Regions from separate parts of the Homo sapiens genome. Here regions 2, 3 and 4 are each linked to region 1. The links are chromatin loops, found by intact Hi-C in ENCODE. Cell type or tissue: OCI-LY7. All regions are shown on one strand. Each heading gives the region's core, and the rest is flanking DNA. Links, peaks and the distances in the headings are about the cores only.

Evidence for each region. Peaks named below come from ENCODE experiments on the same cell type or tissue, not always from the same donor. Only the 100,000 strongest peaks of a DNase experiment are listed, where the experiment ranks them.
Region 2: it touches region 1 in a loop (8-fold over the local background); 9 of 110 quality-filtered maps call a loop at or near these places.
Region 3: a loop joins it to region 1, with 2.3 times the contacts of the local background. A loop is called at or near these places in 41 of 110 quality-filtered maps.
Region 4: a loop joins it to region 1, with 2.5 times the contacts of the local background. A loop is called at or near these places in 3 of 110 quality-filtered maps.

The regions. Positions count from the first base shown.
Region 1 is chr2:173,869,848-173,877,956 of GRCh38, reverse strand. It overlaps the pseudogene RPL5P7. Among named protein-coding and RNA genes, the nearest start is that of SP3, 91 kb to the left of the region's middle. RefSeq lists a silencer at 2,794-2,923. In OCI-LY7, for the core only: CTCF peaks have their summits at 3,222 and 3,423 (motif pointing left); DNase peaks (open chromatin) are centred at 2,916 and 3,546; H3K4me3 peaks cover 3,102 bases; H3K27ac peaks cover 3,460 bases.
Region 2 is chr2:173,567,192-173,575,300 of GRCh38, reverse strand. It overlaps the pseudogene LOC100129456. Among named protein-coding and RNA genes, the nearest start is that of CDCA7, 220 kb to the right of the region's middle. RefSeq lists a silencer at 2,229-2,288. In OCI-LY7, for the core only: a CTCF peak has its summit at 3,848; a DNase peak (open chromatin) is centred at 3,830.
Region 3 is chr2:174,338,719-174,346,454 of GRCh38, reverse strand. No RefSeq gene overlaps it. Among named protein-coding and RNA genes, the nearest start is that of SP9, 7.6 kb to the right of the region's middle. RefSeq lists a silencer at 4,580-4,874 and an enhancer at 6,288-7,736. In OCI-LY7, for the core only: CTCF peaks have their summits at 4,589 and 4,791 (motif pointing right); DNase peaks (open chromatin) are centred at 3,664 and 4,764; H3K4me3 peaks cover 1,435 bases.
Region 4 is chr2:173,748,409-173,756,517 of GRCh38, reverse strand. No RefSeq gene overlaps it. Among named protein-coding and RNA genes, the nearest start is that of SP3, 210 kb to the left of the region's middle. In OCI-LY7, for the core only: CTCF peaks have their summits at 4,162 (motif pointing left) and 6,952 (motif pointing right); a DNase peak (open chromatin) is centred at 4,157.

The DNA.
Region 1 (8,109 bases), core at 1,466-6,465:
GCTGGTGTTACAAGTGGGAGTCACTGCACCTGGCCTTAATCTTTGTTTTGATACATACTTAACATCTTGTTAAAGTCTAGGTATTTCAGTTTCAGTTGATAATCAATGCTGGTTGATAATCATGTTACATTTATTCCTCAGTTGATAATCATGTTGTAGTGGATAATCATGTTTCATTTATTCCTCTGAACATGACCTTGAAATGTTTGCAGATAAAGGCTCATGGAAGAATCCCAAACTTACAGGTTCCCAAATGTGTGATTAGGCAAGATAACAAGATGGACATTGAGAATGGGAGGCCTCATTCAGTTTCTTGCATCCATTCTGTTCACAACATGTAGAAATATGTACTTCTATCCCATAAAGGGTTTAATGAGAACCCAGGCAAAAATAATGGTTACTATAAATAAAATTCAAGAGTGAGGGCAAGGAAAAAAACACGAGTCAGGACCAGGAAAAGGTAAAAATGGATAGAGGGACAAATAGGTGAGTTCCAAAGTAGTGTGTATCCTCAGAATCAACTGTGGTATGGGAAAAAACATATGCTAATACTAGAATGTTTAGGTATGTTTAGCCAGTCACTCTTCATCCTAAAAGGAGAGGCATGAAGATTTAGTCATATTTAACATGGAAACTGGCATATGCTTCACTCTACCAGCCCACGACACCAAGGGAAGCCACAGGGCCCTGAGGAACGCGGGGCAGGAGCTCCACACCACAGGGAGGCAGGCAGGGCCACCTCCCTTGTTTGGCTGCTCTCGGCAGGCTGTGGTATCCTGCAGTACACTCATGCTTGCCTTCTCACTCATAGCCAAAGCAAAAATCTTTACAATGGTCTGTGAGGCCCAGCGGGATCTGGACTTGCGTGAAGTCTCTGAGCTCCTCTCCAACTCCTCTCGTTCATTTCTCTCCAGCCACTTGGGGCTCCTTGTTCCTTGCACAAGCCAGGCACACTCCTGCCCCAGGGCTTTTCCACTGGGTGTTGACTCTGCCTGCAACGCTCTTCCCCTAGATAACTGTCTAGCTGGCTCCGTCACTTCCTTTGGGTCTTGATTTAATGTCACCTGTGTCTGGTTCCATGGGTTTGCAGCTTATACTCTTCATGTTTATGTGAATCCTCACAGAAGGAGGATAGCGGCTGAAACTTATACTTCTGCACAGAAACTGCTTCTTTTACTTCACATGCTAGCATTATATTCAAGCAAATAAGAAAATAGCAAAGCTGGTGCTTCTCCTACTACTCAGACAAGTTCTTTGTTAGCCTCATTAGAAGTAAACGCAATGACAGTCCAAACTAGCTAGGTGTGAAAGAAGAAATTAAAACAATTTGAAATTATTAGAAGACGCTTTTTTTTTCTTTTTTTTTGAGATAGTTTCACTCTTGTTGCCCAGGCTGGAGTGCAATGGCATGATCTTGGCTCACTGCAACCCCTGCCTCCCGGGTTCAAATGATTCTCCTACCTCAGCCTCCTGAGTAACTGGGACTACAGGCATCTGCCACCACGCCCGGCTAATTTTTGTATTTTTAGTAGAGTCAGGGTTCGCCATGTTGGCCAGGCTGGTCTCGAACTCCTGACGTCAGGTGATCCACCCACCTCGGCCTCCCAAAGTGCTGGGATTACAGGTGTGAGCCACCATGCCCGGCCCCTAGAAGACCCTTTGAAATATGGATTTATATCCTCAGTCATTGACAACAAGCCTTGGCCTCTGTGTATATTACACTTTAAAATATTGGGTAATAATAGATGTACATGTATTTCATTTATTTATTTATTTAGGGACAAGGTCTCACTCTGCAGTGGCACAATCATAGCTCATTGCAGCCTCAACCTCTCAGGCTCAAGTGATGCTCCCTCCTCAGCCTCTCAAATAGCTGAGACTACAGGCATGTGCCACCATGCCCAGCTAATTTTTAATTTTTTTTGTAGAGATGGGATCTTGTTATGTTACCCAGGCTGGTGTCAAACTTCTGGATGCGAGGGATCCACCTGCTTCAGCCTCCCAAAGTGCCGCCATTACAGGCATGAGCCACCATGCCTGACCATGTATATGATTTATAAATAAATAAATAAATATACATCTAGTAGGGAGTTATCCTTAAATTTTTCCCTATGGGGACGGTGAGATTAAAAAATGGTTTTGAGATGAGTGGTATAGGCGATCAAGACCTCTGCTATATTTGAATTTTGAGTTTGTGAGCTACCCGAAGCTTTAAAAAATGAGAGACAGAGAGAGAGAGAGAGAGAGAGGCAGGGCGTGGTGGCTCATGCCTGTAATCCCAGCACTTTAGGAGGCCGAGGTGGGCGGATCATGAAGTCATGAGTTCGAGACCAGCCTGGCCAATATGGTGAAACCCCATCTCTACTAAAAATACAAAAATTAGCTGGGCATGGTGGTGCAAGTCTGTAGCCCCAGCTACTCAGGAGGCTGAGGCAGAAGAATCGCTTGAACCCGGGAGGCAGAGGTTGCAGTGAGCCAAGATTGCACCACTGCACTCCAGCCTCGGAGACAGAGTGAGACTCCGTTTCAAAAAAAGAAAAAAGAGAAATGAACAGTTAGGACATCATTTTCGTGCTCAGGAATGACAAAACAGACCAGACTGTTTCCTCAAGGGAAGTAAAGCTCGTCTCAGCTTTCAATAAAAAAAAAAAAGAAGAAATTTTTTAATGGGGTCTTTCCTGTGGGGACCTGGGTGATACAGTGGACAATATCCTCAACATTTTTCCCACAGCAGATGCTGTGAGTTTCATTTGACTGCTTCTCAAAGGACTTTTGAGCGTTCTGTAATTGTTGGCTGTTATTACTGTAAATGCTGTGTCAGTGATTGGGATCTGTGTAGTGCTAGGTCCATTCCACAACCAAACAGCTTAGTTTTCACTTTACCCTGTAACTGTGAACTGGTGGTTGGATGCTTGGCTGATCATGCTTCACCCTTTGCCTGGCATAGGCAGGCATTGGCTTGGGTGCTTCCCCTTTCTTGTGCTCTGATTTCCTTAAATCTGTGCAAAATGCTTGTCATAATATTGCCTGACAGTATATATCAGTCCATATTTTTCTTTATGAATGTTTATTCCACAATTCAATTTACATCATTGAAGCAGCAACCTTGTGATTTCTTTTCACTGTATTCTCCTGAGACTCCCAGCCAGGTCCCAATCTTCTGACCTTGTGGGCCTCTTCACTGAATGAGGTTTGCTCTCAAGTTGCCTAAGCTGAGACTTTCCTGTCTAACTGAAAACTTGCAACATTGAAGCAAAGAGCTGCTCCTGTGGGTTATATTTTGGGGCATTTCTTCCAGCTCAGATGGGAAATTTGAGATAAATTTGTGTAATGTTTTAGGAATTTCTCCCCTGCTCTCCCTACCACGGTACCCATCAGGTTCTTCCTATGCAACAATTATATGCACTGGCTTTCGAAAAGAGCCCCCAGGATGGGCCCTCTGGTGGAGGGGAGGGGGACCCACCTTCACGGATGCAGTTAGACATGCTAGTGCTTGTGGCCCAGTTGAGACATCTGGGACCTCATTAAGAACGAGGCTTAAGGAAGATGCCAAAGGGCTTTTAAAAGATATCTCTGAAACCACAAAAAACCTTCTGCTCTATATCCGCACCAGGTGAAACCAGGGCTCACCTTTCGCTGACACACACTGATGTAGCTACATTGGTTGTCTGGATGTGGAAATCCATCCATGTATGTCAGTACGTGGCCACTGCCACAGGCCCGCTTCCCGTGCGCTCTCCCTCACCCCAGCTGCTCTGGATGCCACAGGAAGCCTCCATTCCTGCCCCACGATCCAGAACCTCACCCCTGGATTAAAGTAGATGGTAAGGCTGACTTCTGCACGGTCTCCCTATGCTGTGGGCCCCGCCCAGGGGCCTCATGTGTCTCCCCTCTCAGAGTCTCTTTCCTGCTTGCCCCCCACATCCTTGATTCCTTTGAGGCTTCATTGTCTCTATTGGAGAGTGCTTTTGTCACTCACAGAAATGACCTGGGGCAAGTCCTCTGGCCTCAGATCATCCACTGCCAAATGGAGATGCTGTGTGAAGTTAAAGAAGAAAATGACTGAGGCCCTGGGCTTAGCATATGGGAACCTCACAGGAAGGTGAGCTCCCTCCTCTTCCTTCTCCTCTTCCTTCCCCTTCCCCCACTGTCTTTCTCACTATCATCTTCATGATCATCCTGCAACCTGGGACCCAGTTGTGCTCTCAGCCACTGTTTGCCAATCTCCATTAGGGCAGGAGAAGTGAATTAAAGGGCTGGTAGTGCTCAAGTGTGTTCAGGAAGGGTCAGGAGGGGCAGTTGAGAACTTTTATCCTTCCTGCTCCAACCTATCCACTTCTTGAGTCTTGGGGCATGTTCAGGAGAATGAGGGCGTGTTCCAAATTCCCCAGTGACTTCCGGGAAACCTTTCTAGTCTTTTTATCCTGTAAAAGATAGCTTCCTACATGTCTTCCCTTGCTTCTAAACACTTCTTTTGAAGCACAGTAGTGAATAAATGAAGGAAGCTCCCTGCTGGGCCTTCTCTATGCTCTCCTACCCCCTTACTTGTCTGTGTCTTGTAATTGTTATCTTTTCTGGCAAGTCTGATTTCAGAGGCTTTGTTAGGTGCTCTGACAGTGGTTCCCAAACTGGTCGGCACATCGGAATCACCTGGGTAGCTTAAGCAAGTGCAGATGCCTGGTTCTCACGCTCAGAGGTTCTGATTTGATGGGTGTGGGGTGCTGTCTGGGCAGCAGGAGCATTAAAAGCTCCCCAGGTGATTCTAAATGTGTGGCTGAGTCTAGAACCATGGTCACAGCCACCTAACACCAGAGGGGCACCAGGACACTGGAGAGATTCTTGCTGAGTCTTTTGGTGTGGGTGGGCTGTGGACCGATGAATGAATGGTTTAAGTTAATAAATTGTTATTTACTGCCTGTTTATCATTTCCTGAAGGCAGTGGTTCTCAAACTTTAAAGCATGTAAGAATTCCCTGAAAGGCTTTTGTAAACCCAGGTTACTGAGTCCCACGCCCAGATTTTCTGGTTTAACAGGTTTGAGGTGGTGCATTTGTAACCAGTTCCCTGGAAATGTTGTTGCTGTGGGCCCAAGGACCACACTTTGAGAACCACCGCCTTAAAGCGGTGTTTCTCAACCCTCCCTGGGCACTTGTTAATAACCCAAGATTCTTGGGTCCCACTCTAGCCTGCTGAATTGGCCTCTCCAAGAAAGGCGCCTGGACTATCTGGTCACCAGGCATCTTTTGGTTCTTATTGTCAGGGGGCCTGGAACCAATACCTTAAAACAATACCAAGTGAGGAACCAGACACACAAGCCTAGGTTAGAAAAACAAATGTTCGTATTTAGAGTTGACAGTGGTTTAGATGGTAATTCAAAGGAAAAAAAGCTCCCCACAACACCCCTAGTGATATTGGGCCCGCAGGTCTGTGTCGAGCTTCAGACATAGGTCTCTGTTCCTCAGGATGGCATTTGGTACAGTTGTCAGGAATAGGCCTACTTTAAACGATACCAAGTGAAATTTAGTAGATGAGGGGGTAAAACTGATTACTATGCTTGGAAACGCTTGGTAATACAGGATGAAAATAAGTACACGTCCAAATCCAGGATGATAGTTCATGTAACTCCTAACAGAGTTATCATTTGTCAGATTGCTTATGCCTGTATGCAAGGGGATATGAATGTCCGTGCACCTTATGCACACAAAGTACCAAAATATGGTGTGAAGCCTGGCCTGACAAATTATGCTTCAGCACGTCGTCCTGGCCTGCAGGCTTCTCCACACGTTTGGCATGGACGCCATCTAGGAAGGCCAAGAGGAGGTGACTGGAGATGAATACGATGTGGAGAGCATTGATGGTCAGCCTGATGCCTTCACCTACTATTTGGATGCAGGCCTTGCCAGAACCACCACTGACAGTAAAGTTTTTGGGGCCATGGAAGCTGTGGATGGAGGCTTGTCTATCCCACAAAGTACCAAACAATTCCCTGGATATGATTCTGAAAGCAAGGAATTTAATGCACAAGTGCATTAGAAGCACATCACAGGACAGAATGTTGCAGATTATAGGCATCACCTAATAGAAGATGAAGATCCTTATAGGAAACGGTTCTCACAATACATAAAGAACTGCATAACTCCAGACTTGGTGGAGGAGCTCATGCTGCTGTAGGAGAGACTTCACTCTCTGAGAAGCCCAAGAAAGAGGCTAAAAAGAAGAGGTGGGACCTGTCCCCCAGACTGTCCCCTGCCCAGAAGAATGATCAGGTAGCTCAAAAGCAGGCAGGCTTCCTTAGAGCTCAGGAGCTCTGAGATCTGCTGAGTGCTAAACTTAACAATTTTCTATGAGTATTTTTCAGATAAGACAATAAACGTATTGACGAAGCAGAGAAAAACAAAAGGCTAAAGTGAATATATTAGTAGAGCAATGCTGCAAGTGTTCTTTCCTCATATCATAGGACTTTCCCTTCTTTTCATCCCAAACTCAAGCTCTAGACATTACTATTGGGTCTTCCAGTGGATGGCATGAAATGAGTTAGGCAAAGCAATAAATCTCTTGCTGAATATTGGCCAGTATTGTAGGCCTTTAAAAAAACAGAATGTAATTGATCTCAACTTATTTTTGAACCCTATTCAACAAATGGTTTGGAGGCTGGGGAAGAATTTATATTTGAAAGCTAAAGACATATACCTCAATATTTTCTGGTTTAAAGCAGTTAGCTCAGGCACTTATTGGTCAATATTCAATCTTTGGGAGTTTCTCCCTCTTCCACCTTCTTCTAGTCAAGCTGGTTTCTGGAATAGGGAATGCTTAGGTGTCCAATGTGTCAAGGGAGAGGGGATAGCTGGTCCCTAATTCTGAGGGTCACCTGCCAGTGGTCTTGATGGCCCTGGCCACATTGCTCTGATTATTCCAGCAGCCCTCAGGCCTGCAGGTGATTTTTCTCCTGGGTTGGGAAGTCTTGTGCTAGGCTGAAAATAGGTCTGTTTCTTAGACCTTCAAATAGATGCTTTCTAACCCCTGCAGGAAATGTTCTGCTGATGGAGAGGTGGGAATCTGTATACACATTGGTAGATGTCTATGAATTTTCTTGGGCTTGGGAATTTAGATGACTTTCACTGTATTACAGAACCTGCTTTTTAGTGATTGACCAGGGACAGAATGCTGGTCACTGGCTTCCTGGAGCAGGATTTGGGATGCTGGCTCATCTCCTTTCTCTGTCCCCACCCTATGCCTGGCCATAACTCCATGCCATCTCTACATGGGGTTTCTTTCTATCTCCATATGCTGATCTTAGCTTCTCCAGATCCAAGAGACAATTTGTTATAGGAAGAACCAACAGAGTTGAGCCAAAATCTGCTGTCTTTAGACTCAGGTCTGACATACACCTCAATTCCTGAAGACTAGAAATGCCAACCCATGTAGAAAGCATTCTGTTCATGTATGCATTCATGCATCACGTATTTATGGAGCCTCTGCTGTGCCTTGGCATTGTGCTAGGCATTGTGTTGGGTACTGCTGACCACAGAAAGGTCCCAGACATAGGCATGCAAAAATTAAATTGCAATACCAGGCAGCCTTTGATTAAGATCAAAGTACTGGTGCTCTAAGTAAGTGTTAGATAAGAATGTGACTGTGCACTGGAATAGTAAGAGAAGACTTCTTTGAAACAGTAGGTCTGGGTCAAGCCAAAGCTCAAGGAGGGGAATGAAGTTGACAAAGTGGTGAGACAACTGGATAAGACTCTACACCCCACACTGATGAAGCAGTGGCCGTTGTCCTCAGTAGCCCACGAGTGCCCAGGGAAATGAAAGGCTGGGGCAGGTGAATTCTAGTGAGTTGTTAGATGTCACACTCAGTTACAAACTGGAGGAGAAGATGATGTGGGGAATACCAAAGAAAGGGATGTGAAACAAGAGGGCAGTGGAGTTTGATTCTGTGCCACCATTAAGATATTACATTTCATGTTATTTTATCAAGAACAGATGTTGGTGTGAGTCAAATTGATTCAAATGCAGAAAGGCCAAAACGTAGATGCACTAAACTTGCAAAGCTGTGGAGAAACTGCAAATTTTATAATCCACTGATTTTAATACTCCACCAGTGTAGT
Region 2 (8,109 bases), core at 1,797-6,796, 300 kb after region 1:
TCAATTTTATTCATGGTTTGGTTGACTCTCAGTATCTGCCCCTCAACATCTCTCGAGAAATGCTTAAGCAGAGCAAAATCTTAAAAGTCATTCAAACAAACATTGTTAAGAAGTGCCTTGAGCTGTTCTCTGAGCTGGCAGAAGACAAGAAGAACTACAAGAAATTCCATGAGGCAGTCTGTAAAAATCTAGCCCACTGATTTAAATGTTAATCACATCTACAAAATGTCTTCATGCCAACATATAGACTGGTGTTTGGCCAATCTAATATATGGGTACCATGGCCTAGCTAGGTTGACACATAAAGTTTGCCATCACACCAAGTAATCCAGCACTACCATTCAAAAGGGTAGTTTTGCAAGTTAATAAAAAACTCTAGCAGTGTGGAAGCCAATTAGTCAGGAAACAAGCTGAGTCATCTTAGGGTTTCACTGAGAGCCGAAGGGCAAATGGAAATGTATAAAATGGAGGAAATTAAGCCAGAGTACTCAAGATGTTTATAAAGAAATAGAAGAGTGTATAACGGAAATGAAGAGTACTACTGCTGAAAGGAGGATGGAACTGGCAAGGAATATAGAAGGTACCAAAACAAACAAAAACATCCTTCAAACCCAGACCTTAATATTCTGAGCCCCAATGCCTTTGCCCATCTCCTTGGGCCTCTTGCCTCTTGGGGTCCAAGTGTTACAGAAGCTGCTTCAGCAGCAGCAGAGCAAGACCTGGACCCAGCACTGGTGGAGGGGGAGGCCTAAGCCAATTTCCACGACAGGAAGGAATGCTCCAGAGGACAATAAAAGTGAGGTCATCATGTGTCTACGAGTCTCTCCAGAAAAATATCAGATGTGAACTGTAAAACAATCAACATTCAGTTGTATAGGAAAAGTTAAAGCCATACTAGAGCAGGGGCCAAAAGCTTACAGAGAATCTGTGAAAGCCAGTTGCATGTAAGGGAGCCAGCCCTAATGGCATGCAGGTAGAACTCGAGCTTGTGGAATTTTTCTTTTAAACTATGAAGGACAGAGGTTCCTTTTCAGTCGAAAAGTGAACAAATGTTATGCCCATCTTTTAAAAAAATGGGCACTGGCATTGTGGAAAGCATTTGGGAGATTTATCAAAGAGCTTAAAACAGAACTACCATTCTACCCAGCAATCCCATTATTTGGTATATACCCAAAGGAATATAAATCATTCTACCATAAAGACACAGGCATATGAATGTTTATTGCAGCCCTATTCACAATAACAAAGACATGGAATCAACCTGAATGCCTATCAATGGTAGACAGGATAAAGAAAATGTGGTACGTATACAACATGGAATACTACACAGCCGTAAAAAAGAACAAAGTCATGTCCTTTGCAGCAACATGGATGGAGCTGGAGGCCATTATCCTAAGCAAACTAACACAGGAACGGAAAACCAAATACCACATGTTCTCACTAATAAGTGGTAGCTAAACATTGAGGACATATGCACACAAAGAAGAGGATAACAGACACTGGGGCTACTTGAGGGTGAGAGGGTGGGAGAAGGGTGAAGATTGAAAAACTACCTATCATATACTATGTTTATTACCTGGATGATAAAATGATCTATACACCAATCCCCTGTGACACACAACTTACTTATATAACAAGCCTGCACATATACCCCTGAACCTAAAATAAAAGTTTAAAAAAAGAGGGAAGAATGGGAGATAGGGTTGAATTAATATAGTAATTATAGACCAGACAGCATTGAAAACCAGGAAAATTTGATTGAAGCTTTCATTAATCACTGTATCTAAGAGCATAAAACACTAGTGGGTAAACTGTGCTAGTCTGTTTGGACTACTGTAACAAAATGCCATAAACCAGATGGCTTATAAACAGTAGAAACTTATTTCTCACAGTCTGGAGACTGGGAAGTCCAAAAGGCTCCAGAAGATCTGGTGTTTGGGGCCTGCTTCCTGGTTTGCAGATGGCTGTCTTCTCGTGCCATCCTCATATGGGCAGAAAGCAGAGAGAGAGAGTGGAAGCAAGCTCTCTCGTGTCTTCTTATAAGGGCACTAATTCCATTCATAGAGGCTCCAACGTCATGACCTAATTACCTCCCAAAGGCCCCACCTGCTACTACCATCACCTTGGGGATTAGCATTCTAACATATCAATTTTGAGGTGACACAAACACTCAGGCCATAGCACAAACCACAGGGCTTTTTGAAAGTCTTAGGGAAAAGAAAGTTGAAGTGCAACTTCCTTTCCAAATGTGGGCACATACACCATAGCCACACCACCTGTTAGCCCAGAACTGTATTTATGTCATCCTCCAGCCTGAGCCTCCAGGGGGCTAGGACTGCAGGACCCATGCTCTTAGTATGAAATGTGCTATCAGTGTTTTTCTTTCTGCCCACATAGTTACAAACAACTGAATTCAATCCAAAGTGCATTTCTTGAGTGTTTACTAGGTACTGCCTTACCAGGAAGTGACTTAAAGAATATAAAAATGCATAGGACATGGTTTCTGCCCCTCAAGATCACTACATGAAGGAGACCCACATACATATTAATAAATGAAAAAGATTATTTTAATTAAAACAGAAGGGAGAATTCAGACTTAAGCAATAACTCTTGACCATCAGAATGATAACACTGGAATTTCCTCTGAAAGGCGAGCTGAAGAGTTTCCTCCTTTAGACATAAAGTGAGACTGAACAGCCAGCCATCTTTGGTTGGTTAGACACCCACCTGACCCAGAACAGAGCTTGGGGCAGGTAATATTGCCAGGCCCCTCCCACTGTATAATTCTAAGACACTGTCATTTCTAGGTTGCTAAAAATAGAAACATGGCATCTGGTATGTAACAATATACAATATTGCAGCTGTGTCTTTATGATGAATAATAATACTTTGGAGTTATATGATGAGGCAATCACCTTGCAAGTGCAATCTCATTAACCCTCACAATATTCTGATTAGGTAGGCAGGTGGCAAGTGATCTGAACTCAGTTTGCAATTGAAGGAACCAAGACACAGAGAATCTGAGAAACTTCCCAAGGAGCACCCACTTTCAGTCACAGGTGGGAATGTGGCCCAGGTCTCCTGTCTCCAAATTTGTTGCTCTGAGCAGTAGTCCACACTGCTTCCAAGGTTCAGCAGCAGAACAAACTCGAAATTGGCATTGTCCTGGATCTACCCCCTGGGAAATATTGCTGACTTCTCTTAAGTGAATGCCAGAACCACCCCAAGATTAAGTTCAGTATTTCCTTGTTCTATTAACCTCTGGCAATTAACCTCTTCCTCCTTCCAAACTCCAACCTGTCTTGAAATAAACCGAAGAAATATTTAAACCACGCCAAAACTTCTCTATGACTTCTGTTAATCTCTCCCGAGTTTTTGTTCTGGTGTGTGGGTGCAATTTAGTTGAAGGTCAGTTGTTTTTAGAGAGTCACTGTTCTAAAAGTCTTTAAACACTCGTTCAGGCACCCTGTGTAAATAGATTTCTTCTCTCAGTCCCGATTTTATTCATGTCTTTGATAATAGAAAAAAATACTTGTTTGCTTTCCTAAACATGCTGTGTGATTTTGCTCAGACTAGAGGAACAGGTTTGGTGATGCTGATTTAAAATCACAGGAAAATGACACCATGAGCCAGGAGACATTTGCCAGCCCAGAGCAAAGGCGTCTTCTGAGCCTCTGGGGAAACACTGATATTCGTTTATAGGGAAACAGTAAGATTAATATGGGAACTCGGGTTGTGCTTTTGGGGGCAGGATTCCCTGGCTCCTTTTGAGACAATGACACGCGGCCACATCTTCAAATTGTTAATTATGTACTGCCCCCTAGGGATTTTTGTTTTGCTGGTGACAACCTGCTTCAGATCCTACAGGAAATATTTATCAGCCAGCTTCAGCCGGTATTTGTCTCATCGAAGGCTGCACCTTTTTGTGACCTTGTTGTACTGAGTCTACCCCTTTCTCTAGCAAGTCAGATTCACACACTTTACTTTTTGAATTGTTGATTTTTTCCCTCCCTCTTTTGTCTTTATTTGGTTTTATTTCCCCAGGATGGCTGCATTTGAATAGTGTGGGGAGGACTGACGTCTCTGCTCTTTAAAGCGCTGCTCTTACCAACCTCCACATTTCCCCTGTGGCTTTGTAAACATCCTTGGATTTGGGTAACAGAGGAAGAGCAAACTGTTAATCATAGACACTTACACATATGCACTTACATGTTTATCTGCACTTACTGATGGAGGAGTTCTCTATACTCTGAAATGTTCTCTATGAAATTCCATTTAAATCAAAAACTTTTATCAGAAAAATGAAATTGCTTCATGATTGAATAGCACTTTGCTTCTAAGTACCAGCCATCGAGGCTGATGAAATGGCCCAGATGACGCTTTTCCCCAGAAAGACATCCTTTACCCTTTATTTTAAAGTTAGAGTAAAAAATGTTGGCCCTATATTTCTTCGCACACTTTCAATACAGAAACGGTCTTAAGCTATAATAAATGACACAGTATCTGATATGAATGTTGTAAATATGCGTTGTTTTTACTGTTTGTGTAGTTTGTTCCTTTTTTTAAATAATGCATAAGACAGCCCTGGCAGGAATCTTTCTTCATGGATTGTATATTTTTTTAAACACACACACACACACAAATCCTGTACACAACAACTTTAGCAAATATATGCACGATCCAAACAGTTCAGAAATATAAGATCTGAAAATGAGCAAAGGGCAGCAGATTTTTGAATAGGCTTCATCAGCCGAGGGGAGAGGTCAGTCGTGGAGATTAGTTATAGGAGCTATTAAGTCTCCTCTGACACCCACAGTACAAGCTGCTTAACATAATCAGCCGCAATCAGCAAAACTGCTGTTTATTACAAAACGTTTTTCCCTTTTAATATTTCATATTGTTATGTAAAATGGTGCAGTGTAGGGACACACACATTTCACCAGGGACATATTGTACAAATTGTCAGCAATAATAATTTGTGGCTCTTCTCATGACATCTTTTGAAGTTAAAACGGTTGAGCGATACCTCTCCAGGGCTATTTTCTCTAATGTGGTTAATAGTTTGCACTGGAGTTGACCAAGCACCCTCTGGGTGATGTCGACATTTACCAGTATGAGAAAATGTTTGTGTGACCGAACATCAGCCAGACAAGTCTGTAATTCCAGGCCATGAAGCTTGGTTCTGCTTTCTCTTACCCATTTGGTCAGTGCCCTCAGTTATAGGTGTGTCTCATACTGGAATAAAAATGAGCAGAGGCATTCCCTAGTCTGTCCTAATCACCAGAGTAATTCCTCTTTCAAAACATTTTAATTTAAATAGAACTGATTATGAGGCACACGGTAGGAGTCTATGTAGAATGAATTTCATACACTGAGTATTGGGATAAGAGAAATTTCCTAACTGTCCAATAGGACAGGTTGCCATGGCCTAGATTAGAGGACACTTGGATATTTTTTTTTTCACAGTGCAAGTTCATGTGTGTTTTTTTTTAATACTTTAAGTTTTAGGGTACATGTGCACAACGTGCAGGTTTGTTACATGTGTAAACATGTGCCATGTTGGTGTGCTGCACCAATTAACTCGTCATTTACATTAGGTATATCTCCTAATGCTATCCCTCCCCCCTCCCCCCACCCCACAACAGGCCCCGGTGTGTGATGTTCCCCTTCCTGTGTCCATGTGTTCTCACTGTTCAATTCCCACCTATGAGCGAGAACATGCGGTGTTCGGTTTTTTGAGAGGACCCTTGGATATTATTTCCACATTTCTCTAAGAGAATAAGAAAGTACAGAGGCAGACGTTGCTGGTTCCCCTTCCAGTCCACTAAGCATCTTGTACAAGATGTCCTAACCCCTGACAGCTGTCTCCTAAGGTTCCATCCCTGGTCATCCCTCCCATTCACCCAGAGCCAGCATAGCTGGTTCATGGGAACTCTGGGCTGAGCAGGAGGCACTGGAGCAGAACAAAAGTGTAGGGTTTTATTTGTACAAATATGGGAATACTTAAAAGCTAAAATAAGCATTGTCCCTTTCCAAGTGAGCACCTTAGCAGGCTAAATGACACATTTATTCGAACACTGGAGCAGCCATTTCTCCCAATTTTGGTCCATCTTGTTTAGAAGCTGTGAAAGACAATCAGTGTCCTTCCTGTAGAGTCACTCATACCTTCCTTTGAACATTAACTCAATCATCTATTTCATTCATCAGGTCTGACTCCAAGTGAATGGACATTCCTCATTCTTTGTACACCTCCTATTTGGAAAAATTCTTTTGGATATTTATTTCTGTATCTATATCCCCAGTGTAATAAACTTCTTGAGATGAGGAGATTTTCATTTTCCCCTCTATATGCATCACCGTCTAGCTGCATCAGACACATAGTAAGTGCTCAATAGATGTTTGTTGAATAAATGAGCAAAGAGTTTAGGAAATTAAATTCACTCTTAGAGAACAAAGGTGTTCCCCTATGAGGGCTCTGGACTTGGAAGACTATTCAAATGTAGGGTTTTCATTCCTTGAACGTTTCTTGAATAATGGAAACTTCTCAGGAATTAGTGTTCACGGACAACATATCATTGAAATTTTAAAACGCTGTTAGATTTCTTAAAACCCCAATTATTGGACTTTCTAGACCAGTGCTCTCTAATAGAAATACACCGCAAGCTGCTTATATAATTTTAAATTTTCTAGTAGCCACATTTAAAAAGATGAAACAGGGTGAAATTAATTTTGATAAAATGCTAACAACATTTAATTTAACCCATATATGCAAAAACTTTTTTCAACATATAATCAGCTTAAAAAATTATTGATGTTTTTACATTCTTTTTTGCTGTTGTCCTAAGTCTTTGAAATTTGGCATACATTTTATGTTTATAGCACAACTCCATTTGGAGTAGCTGTATTCCACGTGCTCAGTAACCATGCATGACTGCTAGCTACCAATACTAGCAGCACTGTTCTAGATTCTGGGCCTGCCTCATTGCCCTCTTGGCCAGTACCTTCTTGTGATTGATACCTCCGAGGGTGGACTACAGGGGGCAGCAACAGGCAATGACTGGATGTGCCATGAGTGGTCACTTCTCTACTTATTTGCCCTTTCTTCCCTAGCTGGAGCAAAGACGCCAGTGGTACAATAGCATTTTGAGCAAATTAGAACATGAAAGCATGTGCAACACCCCAGATTTCATGTTATCAGTGCCAACCACATTTTTATTCCTTGGGCTGGTTGTTTCCTTGATTTTTCTTATATTCAGCCTAATGCAGCTCATGAAAAGGCTCAGACAAGAGACAAGTGTGGTTTCCACTCCTGAAGTCAATAGCAGAGCCGATGGGACCTAATGAACCCTGATATAAGAAAAAGAGAGGAGTCAGGGTGATTCCTGGGTTTTTTCCTTGTTCAACCATGTTAGAGAGTGGCATTGGTACAGTCACCTAGGGAGGGAGTGTGGCTGGAGAAGCTGGTATTGCTAATTTCAGTGCCTTGGGGCCTTCCAACACAATGTGGCTGGGAAGAGGAGGAGGAGCAAAGGAGCTGGTTAGAGAGATAGAGACCAAACACCAGGGAGTGAAGTCTCAGACTCTTAGGAAAGAAGCTGTCCCCAAAAGCAGGAAGTGCCCAGCTCCCAGAGGCCAAATAAGCCTTCTGGATGCAAACATGTGAGGCACAAGAAGTAGATTGAGAAGACAGGCTTGAGCAGTGAGCCGAGCAGCATCAGATGGTCTGAGGAGAGAGCTGGCAGGTCACACTGATGCAACAGGCCCGGGCAAGTGGAGGGCTGCATCAGAGAACCGGTGCTAGAACCCAATTAAGCAAGCTGTAGAGGGAGCATAGACAGAATAAGGCTACATAGCAGCCTTGAGTGCTTCTATGTCCCTCATTAGCCAGGGAAGAGCTGTCCCTCCACCATGTTTTCCTCCTGCACAGAGAAGGATGAGGGACTTCTCCCTCACAAGGATCCTATGGAGGTGAAGGGTGTGGTGATTTGAGCTCACTGAAACTAAGCATAACCTGAGACCTGGTTTCTCAGAATCAGATTGGCTTAGGAATTTTAGGAAAGAAATTCTTGTTTGTATAACTGATCTAAATATTCTTCAGTAGAGAATTAG
Region 3 (7,736 bases), core at 2,737-7,736, 470 kb before region 1:
GGCGGGGAGGAACTTGAATTCCTTCCACAGTATTGTTAAATAACTTACAGCGCACCTCAAAGATCCCTTCTTCACTTAAAAAAAAGCATGCATTTGAAATTGGTAAACACTGCTAATTTACACCTTGAGTTCATCAGTGTTGCAGTGATTATTTTCTACCTTATGCCTTTTTAGACTTTATAATTTTTATAATGTCAAAACCTATGCAATACTTACTACCTTAAAGGGTTTCTGAAGCAATACAGTGTTCATGAAGAGAAATGCTGAAATGCATCCTAAAATTAAAAATGAATTTAAAACGTTATTTCTTACACTTTTTTCATTTGACTCACAAACCGTGGTCCACTTTTTTAATGCAGATGAGATCTTGCTATGTTGCTCAGGCTGGTCTTGAACTCCTGAATTCAAGCAATCTGCCTGCCTCAACCTCCCAAAGTGCTGGGATTATAGGCGTGAACCACCATGCCTGGCCAATGTGGTCCACTTTTTATAAAGTGGCCATGAGATTTTTTTTAGTCTCTGATTTAATTATCCTTATTGTTAGGATTGAGAAACTATAAAGTACTGCCAAAATCTCCAATATTTTTAACCATCTAATTCTGAGAAAAAATTTCCATGTAGTTATGGAAGATGTTCATTTTGTTTGGCTTTCAGCCTTGGTCACCCAAGGGTGCTCAAAAGCCCTAACGAACTACCATTCTAACTGTAAACTTAAAAACGGAAGAGAGGCATTTTCACACAAAATCATACCATGATAACAAATAGCTTTAAAGAGGCTCAGTTAATGTGTTCCACATACCCTAATGATGGAAAATAATTTTTTAAAATAAAAATATTGGACATGTAATTCTACTTTTGTTTTGAAATATAAGGTAGAGACCAAGGAGATGAACCTCATAAGATGAACCTCATAATAAAAGGGATGTCTAGTACGTGTAGAGATTCCTCTACGTACCTAAAGCCTAAGAAGAATCCTCCACGTTTAATAAATCTACGACTTAAGAACCCAAACAAAAGTCCTCAACGGGGATATTTTTTAGAAAACCAGCCTGGTGAAATTTGTCATTCTTACCCTTAATAGAGAAGTTCCTTTAAAATCTTGGCACACTTACAAGTTTCTTATTTATCCATGAGCCTGGAACTGCACGAGGCATAGGACACATTTTGGAGGCATTTCTCCCTCTGCCTTCGCAGGGACTTTTCCCCTAACCTAACATTTAACATAACACTAACAAATTAATTCCTGTAGGAGGTGCTGTCGATTTATAAATAATCAGGAAATACCAAGTTGCTAGGTTAGAACTTGTTTATCTGAACGTCTCTGTGGTAAATTAGTCATAATTTATTTTAATAAAGGCCAAAATGGGCAGAGGTTTCTGCAGCATAGTGGCAGGTCTGCTTACCTTGCATTGTGAAGCGGAGATCTTGTTTTGAACCATAGGGCTGTAATCTTAAGAAAGCTTTTCATCTGAAAGGCTTGAAGAGACCTTTCTTGCTGTTCTTCCATGAGACTGCTTGCTGATAGTGAATCAAATCATTCCACGCTGCTGGGAGCAGGCGTTTCCCAGTTTTAATCACTGAACATTTCGTATGCTTTGGCATTGAAGCTCAGAGTTCAAAATCCACCTGAGCCATTTCACTCTTCTCCTTACCTAATGACCACTGGGCCAAGACGCTGGTGGAGGTAGCTCTGGAGGGCCGCAACTCCACACTCCGGACGTAAGACCAGGAAGAAAGTAGCATTTTTAGCTTCAGCAGCTGAAGGATATTTAAAAATCTTATTTAGGTTTTCTGAAAAAGAAAAGCTCTGCTATAGTTATCATTTCTTGAAAAGAGATAAAAGCATGCAATACCTGCAGGCCTTGGGAGCATTCTCTGATCAAAAAGGAGAAAGACCTTTAAAAAGTTGTGAGGAACAAGTCAGACCGGGGAAACTAAGGTTTGGGAAAGCGGGGGCCTCTGAAAGCTCTCCTACCTGATCGAGGCTCCTAAAACCCGGTTCCTGCTAATGGAAAAGGAAGAGGTAACTCCACAGCACCTTCCCCTTTCTCCTCCCTTCACGCCACACTTATCACCCCCAGAATGCCCAGAATGTAGCAGTAATGACGAAGATGTGCGGGACGAACGCGGAGAGCTGCCTGGAATGAAAAGAAACGCACCCTCCGGCCCGAGCTGCCCCGGAGCCGCCTTTCTCCAGTCCCTTGGGCTTGAAGGGCTTCGCGAGGGGGTGGACAGAAGTGGAGGTCCGAGGGCTCCTGGGTTGACAGAGCAGGGCTTCCCAGGAGGACGTCGCCCTAAACCTAAAGGAAGCCGGAATGGGGGTGGAGTAGGGTGATGGGATGAATCCTGGCTGAGGTCGCCCCTTCCCATCCTGAGGCGACGCCCCCCTGCGTGCTCTGGTGGTTTCCTTCTGGATGCACCGTCTGGCAACCTTGCGAAAACACCCCAAACCGAAATGGGGAGGCCGAGAAGGGGGGAGCGCACACCCTTCCTAGCAGATGCGCCTCCCGCGCCAGGAGGCCGCCCAACACCCGACCCACAAGGTGCGGCGGGGAAGGGTCGGGGCCTGCCCTCTGCGCGGCTCCCTCGCCCCCGTTGGCCCAAGCCACCCCCCAGAAGCAATTCTCAGGCCTTTTCGCTGGGGGCCCGCCCGCCGAGGGCCCTGCTAGTCCCCGCCTAAGCTTGCCGGGCCTCGGGCGCAGTCCCCCGCGCGGGCCGGACTCGCCTTCAGCAGTTAGGAAAGCGAGCGAATTTTTCTGGTCGCTCGGGCTCCACAGGTGAAGAGGGCGCTTTATGAAGCTCCTGGGACAAACATGAAGATATCAACTTTCGTCAGCAATCTGCAAGCAGAATGCGGACTGGGGCAGACACCCTGCCACTTTGCATTTCCTTTATAGATAAATGAATCACCCAGAAATGGTTACATGCCTGCAAAACAATGCAAAACCCCCAGTATGAAATTCTACAGGAAGAGAGTATAAGGGTCTTGGAAAATCTGGAACTCTTAGGGGCTGTGGTTTTCCGGGTCCTCGACAGCCGGCCCTGGAGGGACGTGTCCCCACGGACATTCTGAAACCCTTTCCTTAACTGGAGATGCAAACACACAGTCTATATTTACATCAACAATATATGGGGGAGGCATGTCTGTATGTATTTACCTCATACATATTTCTATACACTCCAGCGTCTGGGAAGGGTGGGGGGTAAATAACACTGAACGGTTAAAATTATGGAGAAGCGATAATAACTGATTACTAATTTGAAAGTAAACAAACAGGTGACTTTTTCAGATCAAATTCCTCCTTGTATCGTTACAATAAATATCTCTGAAGGAAGCTCTCTATTTATGTTGTCATTGATTAATTCTTCACTACCTCATTTGATTTCGATTTAGAACGATTTGATTCTAATTTAATTAGCATGTAATTTGGATGTACATAATTACTGTAATTATGACATTCAGGTAAGGCAGCTTTAGGCTGAAAGGCAATTTCAAATTTTCTAGCAACCTACTTTGTACTGGGAAATGGACAAGGACTTTGCGCCCTGCTATCCAAGTAGTAATTAGCACATCTTTGAAATAGGCAGTGCGGCGGGGTTTGTATTAAAACAGCAAATACAAACCCAGCCGAGTTACCCGCCGCAAAGGTGGCTGCGAGTCCCCGGAAACGCACTGCTTCTCCCCGGCGCGAGTTCAGGGAGCCCGGCACCCAGGCGCCTTGGCCGGGCTCTCGCGGCTGCGGGTGACGGCGCCTCCGCCGCCTCGGGCGCAGGGTTTGAAGGTGTCGCTTTTTAAATTAAAATACAATAAATACGCGCTGGGGGTGGGGGGCACAAAAATGGAGGAGGAGGAAGTCACTCCACGCAGTATGAAGACGGGCTGGGGTCGGGGAGATAGTGGACTGGAAGAGGAGGGAAAGGGGCGGCAGGGGGAGGACGATACGCTGAGAGGAGAGAAAATCGGCCAACGCCCCCAACTGTTACCCGATTTCAGATTTGGGTTTCAAAGGGAAAAGGAGAGGACAAAAGGGGTCGGTTTGCTCCAGGAGGGTGTGCGCACCCTTTGGGGAGGCCTCGAGCGGGGAATTTGGGGGCTTCTCGCCGCCCTCGGGGGCCCTGCGCGACCGGCCCGGCTCCTGCCTGCCCAGCCGCCCCCCGCGCCCCACTCGGGCTGGGGTGTCCGCCGGAGGACGAAGGCAATGCAGAAGGCTGCTCCGGCCCGCCTCGGGTTGGGGCTGCGAAAGCGGCGGGTCCCTTGCCTCCCTGATTGCCCACGAGGGGGTAGGGGGGTGGGATGGTTTGGTGGCCTGTTTGAATCGGCCTGGTTCCAGCCGGGCCCCGGGTAGTCCACGCGGGCCTCGCGGGCCGGGAGCCACGGATGCAGAGTCAGAGGGGTCTGCGTCCACAGCTGGATCCCCACATCCTGGGGTCCACGTCGCCGCCGACAACGCTTCAGCCCTCTCAACTCTTAAGTTGGAAGACCCTGAAGTTGCCTTGAAAAGGATGTTAAATGGACAATTCTAAGACCAGGGCCAACCGGTCGTTATTTTGTTTTGTTTGGATTTTCAGTTAGCACGTTCCAGAAACGACCCTTTTGCCCAAAAGCCACTGCCATGTAGTGCTCCCCACCCCCAATAGCAGGGCTCGTTCCCCGCTGGAACGCAAACTGTCGCGTTTCTTCGCAGGATCCTCTTGGTTGCTGCTGCTCGCGGCAAAAGCCGGTCTCCACGCGCTGACAGCCGCGAGCCGGGCAGGCGACGGCCTTTCCGCCTCGGAGCTCTAGGTGGCGCCAGCGAGCCGCACTAGCTAAGCTCCTCTTATGGGAATCAAGAGCTACTGTCAAACATAAAAGCAAATCAGAGTTTTCAGTTTTTTTAATGTGTTAAGAATGTTATTCCTTAAGAAAATTTGTAGCTAAATTATTCTCACTTAAAATAAACACTTAGTATACCAATTACACAAATGGGCGGGATTTATGTGAGATTTACTTCATCTGCATTTTTGTAGTGGAAGAGAGCCTTAGTGAATACAGATAATAGATGCAAATAAGATTAGAGTTAAAATAAATAAAGTTTCCATCCGAATAAAAAGAAATTCAATTTTACACGACTTGTAACGATTTGACGGAAAGTCCAGACGCACCATTCAGGTGCACAATCTAATCTAGTCAAAATAATGTTGTTTCCCTCCTCGAGGAAAGAAAATCTCTTTCTTTTCTTTTTCTTTTTCCTCATCAGGTAGAATCCAATTCATTCCAAGGGCAGAAAACTGGTGTCAGAAAAGGAAACGCTGGAGGATGGTGCGGATCGTGGCTGGGTGGGCGCAGGGCCGAGGAAAACTTGCTTTTCGTTCCTCTGTTGCGCTGGAAGCTATGGGACAGGAAATGCCAGGGAAACCGGGGGACTCGAAATCGCACTGCCCTTACCGGGCCCGGGCGAGACTCTGGGCCCCCAGGCCGCGTCCCCCGCCCCCACCGACCTCCAGGCCGCTACCCGCCTCTGAGCTTGGGCCCCTGACCACCGCCTCCAGCTCCTTCTGGCCCCTGAGCCGGAAAGGCACAGGCCTCTGGGGCCCCGAGGTGGCCCTGGGGAGGCGAGGCCCCACCGCAATTGGGGACCGAACTCGTGTTGTAACTGGCGGGATCTCGCCTCCCACGCGCGCTGTCTCCAATTTGGTCATCACCGGCCGGCCGGTCGCCACCCGCTCAGGTCAAGGTTCCCCGCGCCCCCAGGGGCGCCTAGGGCTTGGGGGAGGCCGGGCAGGGGGCCTAGGCCCTGTTTTCGCCTGTTGGCTTCGGCCGGGGCCCCGGGGCCCCGCTGCCTCTGGGCTCAGGTTCCGCGGACTGCTGTCTCCCGGCTGGACGCTCGGTCCGGGGCCGCCGCCCGCCGCTCCCGGGAGCCTGGGTGATGGACGTCCGCTGACCCGCGGGGCAGAGGCAGCGCACACAGGCCTTGATCACTGGCCTGCGGAGGGAGCCGCGCGGCCAGCGGGACCTGCACGACCGGGCCCTTTGATCTGCCTTTATTATCAACGAGAAACAAAGCTCCCTGGGCCCGACGCCCGGGCGCCCGCGTTCCTGGGGAGACCCACCACACCCTCTACTCCGCGCCGCCAGCCCGCGGCCCCCAAACGCGCCAGGCACCCTCTGGGCCTCCAGTGCCCCGGCCCGAAGCCCCTCCGGAAAACGCGTCCCTGCCAGCCGGCTCTCCGGAAGACCATCCCCCGACCAGAGGCGCTTAGGGAGTGGGGGGCTCCCGGTTATGAACAGCTTGATCGGGGAGAGAAAATGGCCAAAGTGAAGAAAAACTCGAGTAAGAAGAGCGGGGCAGCCTGGCCGCGGGGAGCTCAAGAAGGAGAAGGAAGAAGCCATTGAATGTCACGCTGCAAACTCCCTGCTGGGGACCTTCGTTCTGTTTTATCGCTACTTTGCGACTTGGTGTTTCAGAACAGTTTCCGAGAAAACATTTTGCTGATTGTTAATAACAAGAATTTATTTTTTCTTTCCTAAAAATCAAAATCTTCGCTCAAATTCCCAAGGCGGACAGTAATCAAAAATGGAAAAAAAAAATATGTTGGTGCTGACTTCGCTTGTATTTCCTCTTGTGTGGGAAATCTTTTAGAAATATTTTTATTCTGTAAATATGTACTTTATTTTCTAAATTAACATTTTTTTCGAATTGCGAAATTATCTCATTTACCAATTTTCTTTTTGTCTCTCCCTCTTTTCTCCCTCTTTTAAACTGGGGCTGTTAAGTTGGTGGTCAGAAGACAAAGAGAGTGAAAATAATTTTCATTTCAATAATTGCCTTCTGGTCAATTTAACTGTGCCTTATTTTGAAAGAGACTGTCTAAATGAGATTCCTGTCCCAAATGTGTTCCCAGGCCTGATCCCAGCCTTTAATTATTCCTGAGTTTTTTTCTTCAGAATAAGACGCCGCACTGAGTAATCACAAAGAAGTCAGAGAGCATCCTTGAACCTTTTCAGAAGCAGCGCCACTGATATTCAAATAACCTGCGAGGGCCATTTGACGGCGCGGGGACCTAGGCATTTCCAATTCACTATTTGCATAGATCAGCCGTCTTTGAAAAGGAAAGGAGCAGTTGTCTTCCATAACATTAAAAAGCCTAGTTATCAAATCAAGTGCTTAGTTTGGGGGCTTTTTAAAACGTTTACATTTTATCTCAGGTTGCCCTTTACCGTTTGACATGCAAATTTGGTGCAGTTAATTTAGACAATTAAAAAGATCTTCAAGGGAGCTTTGTCACAGAGAATATTTGGAGTTTTCCCCGCGGACCAGCTGAGATAAAGTTGGCCAGAACAAATGATGTCTAGGAGATTAATTAGATATTTGATAAGACATGAATCCCTAATAAGGGAATACAAGGCACAGGGGGCTGCTGTGTGCTCTAAGTCAAAATTAATAACATTTAACAAGATTTTCATTTAGGCATGAAATGTCTTTTCCGGGGTATTGACTCTAGCGATTTATTCCCTTGAGTTGCCTTCCAACATACAGGGCCTTGGGAGCTAAAAGACTTCTTTTTTTTTAAGCGTTTTCCTTTCACAGTTGTTTTTAAATCACTTTTTAAAAACAAACAAACCCACCAGAGTTTTCTCTGACCCCTCCCAGAGGTTTAGGCACCTCCCCAATTAAAGCTGCCAAGGACCTTTGCATTTTTTAGGCGCTCCAGAGTTTTAAAATGTCACCTTTTGAGAGCCTTCACATTAAGTAATA
Region 4 (8,109 bases), core at 1,985-6,984, 120 kb after region 1:
GTTCTAACTATGCTTTCTTAGAGTCTGTGTTCGTCTACCTGGCATCCATTAACTACAGGGCCAAACTAAGCCAAAGTTGCTTCCATCTCCATGTGATCCAGAGCCCATAATCTGAACCACTTCCTTATCTAACTCACACACCACCCAATACTCCCCCTGGCCTAAATCAGCCAGGGCCAGGCACTAGACAGCTGGAGACCACCCCCATAATCCAGAGCCCACTGACACTATTCAAACTAGATAGTCCTCAGCTGTTTCCCCTGCCCTGCCTTGCTTTTCCCATGGAAATTCCATTAAGGGTCTGGCCTAGTTCTTCCCCTCACACCTGCTTCTGCCTTCTAACCAAACCTTGGTGCTGCTCTAGGTGGCCCTGTGTGGCATGGCATGCCCCTTCCATGCATGTGAGTAGTACCAGTCTTCTTTCAGTGGCATTGGCCTCTGTGTGTTGTCACTCAGTCACCTCCATAAGTTAAAACCCTGCAGGTACAAATGAGACATGATGGCGCAATTTCCTGGGGCCTTTCTCTCTGTCAAGTGCACCTGCGTTGTTTATTACATCACACCAGTAGCTGTTCTTGTCTCATGCTCTTAGAAATCTGATGCCCAGGCTTAAAAAGCTATCTCAGGCTGGATGCAGTGGCTCACACATGTAATCCTAGCATTTTGGAAGGCTGAGGTGGGCAGATCACCTGAGGTCAGGAGTTTGAGACCAGCCTGGCCAATATGGCGAAACCCTGTCTCTACTAAAAACACAAAAATTAGCCGGGTGTGGTGGCGGGCACCTGTAATCCCGGCTACTCCAGAGGCTGAGGCAGGAGAATTGCTGGAACCCTGGAGGTGGAGATTGCAGTGAGCTAGGATGGCGCCACTGCACTCCAGCCTCGGTGGCAGAGCAAGATTCCGTCTCAAAAAAAAAAAAAAAAGCCATTTCACTATGCAAAATACATGCTGAAACCTATCAACTGAAGAAGCTCACAGTAGGTTCCTTCCTCAGACATGGAGACCTGCACTTAGAAGAAATATACGGAAGTAGAGGGAAAGAGTGGGGGAAGGACAGGCTTTGATAGGTGCGGTAGATACAGGGACAGAGGAAACAGTCTCTGGAAATAATCTGAGGCCACCTGAAAATTAACCCTAGAACTGCACAAGCTCTAGGCTGAGACCCAATTCATACCATGAGAGTATTAAATGATTCATTTATTCATTCATCCATCTTTCTACCCATTCAATCATCCATCTACTTAACAAATAGCTATTTAGTTCTTACTGTGCACCAGGCATAGTTCTAGTGCTGGGAATATATCAGCAAAGTCAAAGTCCTTGCCTCTTGGAGTTTATAATCAATTGAGAGAGAGGGAGTTGGCAGGTAAACAGATATTTCAGGCAGTGATAAGTGCTAGAAATGAACTAAAGTAGGGCAAGGGGAGAGAGTAGAGGGTTGAAGTTGCTATTTTTAGGTGGGATGGCAAGGGAAGGCCTCTGCTAGGAGAAAATGTCAAGAGAGGCTGAAGAGGGAAGAGATAAGCATGTCTGGGAGGCAGCATCAGGGAGGCAGGCGTTCCAGGCAGAGGGGCAGGAAAGCCCTGAAGCAAATGGCAGCAAGAAGGCTAGTAGGTGATGGAAGTGAAAATGGAGAGAAAGCCCCACAAACAATGCACCGATGTCGTTCCTAATATGAACACTCGATTCTGCATGGACAGAGGGAGCAGGAGAGAGGGAGCCAGCCGTTCACTGGATGGCAGGAGCAGGCACATGGCAAGTGCCACTGGGGCATCCGTAATAATAGTCCTCCCAGCTACTGGTGTCAGTGCACTCACTGTGCTCCAGGTACCAGAGTCATGTCTATACAGTTTGTCATTTATTAGATCTCTAAGATGGCCTTTGCTTTTACGAAGGTAACACGTGCACACAGTTAAACAACAGGGAGAAAAAAGCCTCTAACAAACAGCAGTGGTCCTTCACTCCCCTCCCCCCATTTCGAGTCTTTTTCTCCAGAGGCAACCGCTTTCAACTCTCTTAATCCTTTCTTCTGGCATTGACTGGCACATACTGTTTCCAAATAATATGCACATACGTGACTTCATGCTTTAGTCCTTCTCTATGGACTTTTGGTGTGTTAGGTAATAATTTAGCTCTCTTACCCCCCCTCCCTCTTCTCTTACCAACATTCTTTGGATATTTTGTCTTAGCTGGTCTACTAGAACAAAGTACCTGAGACAGGGTGATTCATAAACAATAGAGATTTATTTCTCACAGTTCTGGAGGCTGGGAAATTCAAGATCAAAGTGCCAGCAGGTTTAGGGGCTGTTCCTCATAGAGGATGCTGTCTAGGTGTCTTCACACGGTGGAGGAGAGAAGGAGCAGAAAAGGGCCTAAGCTAGTTCCCTCCAGCCCTTTTATAAGGCACTAGTCCATTCACAAGGGCCTCATGACTTAATCACTTCTCAAAAGGCGTCACCTCTTCATAACACCACAGTGGCAATAAGTTTCAACGTGAATTTGGAATGGACGCATTCAAGCCATAGTATATACTTAATCATGATTTTAATTCAATTCATAGTCAGTGTTCCTGGGTGCAGTGGCTCACACCTGTAATCCCAGCACTCTGGGAGGCCAAGGTGGGTGGATCACTTGAGGCCAGGAGTTCGAGACCAGCCTGGCCAACACAGCGAAACCCTGTCTCTACAAAAAATACAAAAGTTAGCCGGGCATGGTGGTGGGCGGCTGTAGTCCCAGCTATTCGGGAGGCTGAGGCATGAGCATTGCTTGAACCTGTGAGGTTGAGGTTGCAGTGAGCTGAGATCGTGCTGCTGCACTCTTGCCTGGGTGACAGAATGAGAATGTCTCAAAAAAAAAAAGTCAGTGTTTACATTGCTATGACTGTGCAAATCTTGTTCACTGCCCAGTCAAAATGTGTAACATAATCATTTTCCTCATTTATTTCTGAATTATTTTCCTCAATTATTTCTGAGGTAAATAATTGCCCTTTTTCACTTGCTCAGTTCTAAATACATATCATTACGATTTCTCCAAATTTACTAACACATCTGTCAATCAATGTCTATCAATGATTTGTCCAGTTGCAAACACTTGATCATCTCTATTTTTCCTCCCACAGACTCCTGTCGCAGAGTCCTCACCCTCTCTCAGATTTGGACGGGGTTGCTATTTGGGTGTGGGGGACGTCTACATCCTCTGTCCATGTCAGATATCCTCTTCCCTGGAGCTCACGTTTCTTTTTGGTTGAATCTCTCCATTTGTGGAAGGATATCTTTCAGGAGCTTTGTAAGAAAGGGCATATGGAAGTAAATTTTTTTTTTTAGACGGAGTCTCTCTCTGTCACCCAGGGTGGAGGGCAGTGGCTCAGTCTTGGCTCACTGCAACCTCCACCTCCCGGGTTCAAGCGATTCTTCTGCCTCAGCCTTCCGAGTAGCTGGGACTACATGCACCTGCCACTATGCCTGGCTAATTTTTGTATTTTTAGTAGAGACGTGGTTTCACCATATTGGCCAGGCTGGTCTCAACCTTGTGATCACCTGCCTTGGCCTCCCAAAGTGCTGGGATTACAGGCATAAGCCACTGTGCCTGGCCGGAGGTAAATTTTTTGATTATTTGCAAGTCCAAGTATAAATTTATTCAGATCTCATATTTGATTGAATACTGGACTGAGTATACAATTCTAGATGGAAAATAACTTTACCTCAGAATTTTGAAAATATTTGTGTACGTCTTCTAGCATCTAGAAGAAGGCCTATATTATTCCAATTTCTTTTCTTTTATATATACTGTATTTTTTTCCTCTCTAAAAACTCTTACGATATGCATTCTATTCCTGGTATTCTGAAATTTGAGACTTTTTATCCCTTTTAATCTCTTTTCAAAAGCATGTTAGAAAAGTTTCCTGAAAAGAGATGCAAAGTTTTCTGAAATTCTATGACCATTAAAAAAAAACAAAAACTTCTTTGGGGGAAGGCTAGAATGTTAGTTAGTGGACATAATATCTGAAAGTATCAGAAATTTTTGAAGCTGAATTAAATATTCAATACTTTTGCTTTATTTACATGAGTGGTTCTCAGCCAGGGGTGATTTTGCCACCCAGTGAAATGGGGCAACGCCTGGAGGTATTTTAGGTTGCCTTGACTTTGGGCAGGGAGGGATTGCTACTGGCACCTAGTGGGTAGAGGCCAGGGATGCTGCTCTACATCCTGCAATGCACAGAAGATCCTCACAATGAAGAATGATCAGGCCCAAAATATCAATAGTGTGATTGAGAAACTCTGCTTTAAAGATTTCAAGTTTCTTTATTAGTAGAAATGCCAAAAATTCTGAGTAGATTGGTTTTGTTCTGCATTCATTCATAGGATCTCCGAATACTACACACATACTCATAGAATCTCCAAATATTTCACACATATTTAATTGCATGTCTAGTAAGTGCCAGGCACCATGCCTGCTCTCACAGAACTTAAAGTCTCTTGAAATAAATTGGCTCGCTTTTTATTTTTGGTATATTTAGGGAGTCTATGAAATAGATTATTTTTTCCCTCAATTTTAGGATCATAAAAACAAATTTCTTGGAGGAAAAGACAACCTCTCCGCTTTGGTCTTGTGCTTTCACATCACTGACCCTAGCAAGAGAGTGCTGGAAATGGTGAGGCGGGGAGACACTGTGTTCAACAAGGATAGAGACACCTCTGTGATCTCAGCACTGCAATTCACTGCAGGCTGGAATGCTTGTCGAAGACGCACATTCCTAGGTCCTCAGACAAAAGGAATCAGAATCACCGAGATGTAGCTGAGACTCTGGGTTCCAACAAGCTCCCCAAGTGGTTTTATGTTCACCAACATCTAAGAACCTCTGGCCCAGACCCTGTGCTATTGTGGAAATGGGTGTGAATATTCGGATCCAGGGGTGAAAATGGTGGTAATTAGTGCACACAGCATCTTTAATATTAGGAATAAGATGAAGCATTAACATTGCGTTTAGAGCACTACTCTGTCATCAGACTGCTCGATTCAACCCTTAGCTCCATCATTAATTAGCTGTGTGACACTGAGGAAATGACCTAACCTCTCTGAGTCTCTGTTTCCTCATCTGTAAAGTGGAGATAATAGTATACATAGTTCATAGGGTGTATGCTGGGATTCATGTGAAATACTTTCTACAGTCTGGCACATAATCAGTGCTCAATATTATAGTTATAAAGAGACACAACTCTTGGAATCCTGAGACAGTTCTTGAGATCCAAGACGCTTCCTGATCTAAACTTCAATGATTTCTCCAGCAAAAAACGTCCTCCTCTCCAGACTTAATGCATCCACAGGCTCACATACTGTGCACGGTGTGTGTACATACACATACCCGCTGCCTGTCTTACACATGCACACATGCTTTCTCACACTCACACACACTTTCACACATGTTTTCTCACACACACACTCTCTCACACACACACTCACACAAGTTCTGTCTCACACATACCCCCCTCACACATGTTCTCTCACACTATTCACACTCACACATACACACTCTCACACATGGTCTCTCACAGACACACTCACACCTGTTCTTTCTGTCACATACACACACTCTCTCACACATGTACACACACACACACACCCCTCTACCACTCATAAGGTGGCTGTTCCTCGGGGTCTAGCATCTGTTTGACTTTCTTTGTTCTGGAAAGGCTTCTTGTCAGCACTGTCCTTTCCAAGATCTGCACTGCACTGTGGGCTGGGGCTGTGATAATTAGTCCCTTTCAGATGGCTCAGGCTTAATGATAATGAGTGGGCAGAGCTGCGTGGCTGCAGGCTGGGAGCAGGAGGTGGAGAGGGTATGGCTAACGGCAGAGTCCGAGGCTGTAACCTGGGGTGGCCAGAGCCAGGACACCCCTCTTTCCTCTCTATGCCCTGCGGGGCCAGGTTTGGGGGCACAGTGGAGATGAAGCACCCTCCTGGTGGCAGACCTCACTTGCTTGAGGCCTCAAGGAACGCGGAATGTAACCAGAGCTAAGCACAGGCGCTGAGAGCCCTCTATGGGCTCTTCCAATTACAATGTTGTGATTAGCCACACTTCCTGCTTGGAAAACAGGCAGGCAGATATTTAAAAGGGAAATCCTACTGTGAGGTTTGGATGGGATTTCAAATGAATTTTTTCTGCAAATAAGATTAAAGGCAGAAAGAGGAAGGGATGCTATTCAAAACTTTCCCGAGGGCTAGGGCTTGTTGAGCTATAGAACAAAGGATGCCCAGAGACCCCGGGAGCTCCAGCTCCCTATAACTTCATGATATGCTGGACTTTCCCAAGCGAGTGACTTTAACCATCATTCAGATTGGGTGGGCAGTGGAGACATGGACAAGACCTTAAAATGTTTTTTTTTTTTTTTTGGTACAAGAAGATTCTCTTAAGCAGGTTTGTTGCTGTCAGCAAACAACTGTTGAGCATCTAGCGGGGACACCTCAGGAAATTGTTTGGGTGACTGGGCAAGTTGTGTAATCTCTGTCGTCTTAGTTTCCTCATCAGGAAATTGGGATAACCATAGGACTTATCTCAAAGGATTGTTGTATGATGGGAGTGAATGCTTATAGAGCACTTAAAGCAGAAGCCGGCACACACTCAGCCTTCAGGAAATGTGAGCTCTTGTTCTCCTGAGGAATTCATCAATATTGTAGGTCAAAGAGCTCATAGTCAGGTTTGCCAAGGTCATCGCAAGTCACGGTGAAAGTCTATGGCTTTCTATTACGTGTTCAGGTTTAAAAGAGTGATTGCTTTATATACTCAACATTTTCTGGAAATACAAATGTACGTTTTGAAATTTAGTCCCAAAAGGTAGTTTACAGCACCCTCCATTGTGGTGGTGATGACCCACATGCTGAAAGAAAGCACGTTGTATTTAATACAAAGGCTGCAAAAAACCTGCTTGAACATTAAACTTTACAGAGGAACACATAAAATGCACTGGAGCAAAAATTCCTCAACTCTTCTGCCACCAGCAGATGGGGTTAAGGGTCCCTTAGTCTCTCTTTGGACTTAAGGAAAATGTGGACTTCTGGACAACCTTTGTAAGGACACTACCTTCTGTACTTTTTTTTTTGCCCTAGGACTTTGGGAAAACAGATTCCAATCATACAGAGATATGACCCAGAATATTAAAAAAAAATCTAGTGTTTTGTTCATTCAGAAGTCAAGTGATGACTGTTAGTTGAAAAGTATATTTCTGTTATTAAAGAAGCAAATTAAAATCACAAGAAAACAATGGAATGATCAGCTTGCAAAGTTATTTGCGTTGATTAAAAGCACCAATAAATGTGTCTTGGTTCTATAACTGCTTCATCTGGCACTTGACATGTAATAGATTTTTTTCACAGTATAATATCTCCATTGAAATACAATTATTTTGCAGATTGCTCAACCGAATACTCTTATAAACATACTGTTAGGGGGACTCACCCCTGGTGATCATCAGGGTATCATGACAATGTGCACAATTGATGGACATGAGAGGAATGTGGCAGCCAAGCTCGGAGCAGAGAGGGTGATTTGTTGCAGAGCAATTATTCTAATGCATTTTTAAAAGCGTAAAATAAAGAATCATTTCATTTGCTGAAAAGATATTTTAGGTGTTTCGTTAAAGCAGTGACAGAATATTTTGATTGTCAGGTTTTTTTTTCTTTATAAAGTTAGATAATTACATTTACCAGTTAAAGAATTGCCATTTAAAAATAATATTTTGTCTAAATGTTTAAAGATGTCTATTAAAAATGTATACTGAACATGACAGTGGCCTTTTCATGCTGTAATTCTAGTCAGTGGTCCGAAAACAATTAGGCTGAAAAAATGAACATTTATTCACTGCTAGCTGGAGAGTCAAGAATCTGTAGAGTATATTATGATTTTTAAGATTGTTTTATGTTTGCTCAGATAACATATCTAAGGAAGGTGGCTTATGTGTGCATTTAGTTTCTTCAGTAATCTCTCCAGTGGGCAAAGCCCCCAGTAGTCTGTGTTCCGGGGAACCCATGATCTCATGCATAAGAATGTGGAGGACATCGGGGGATCTTTAATGAAACAGCCAAATGTGACCTATCTATTTAGGCCCCTCGTTC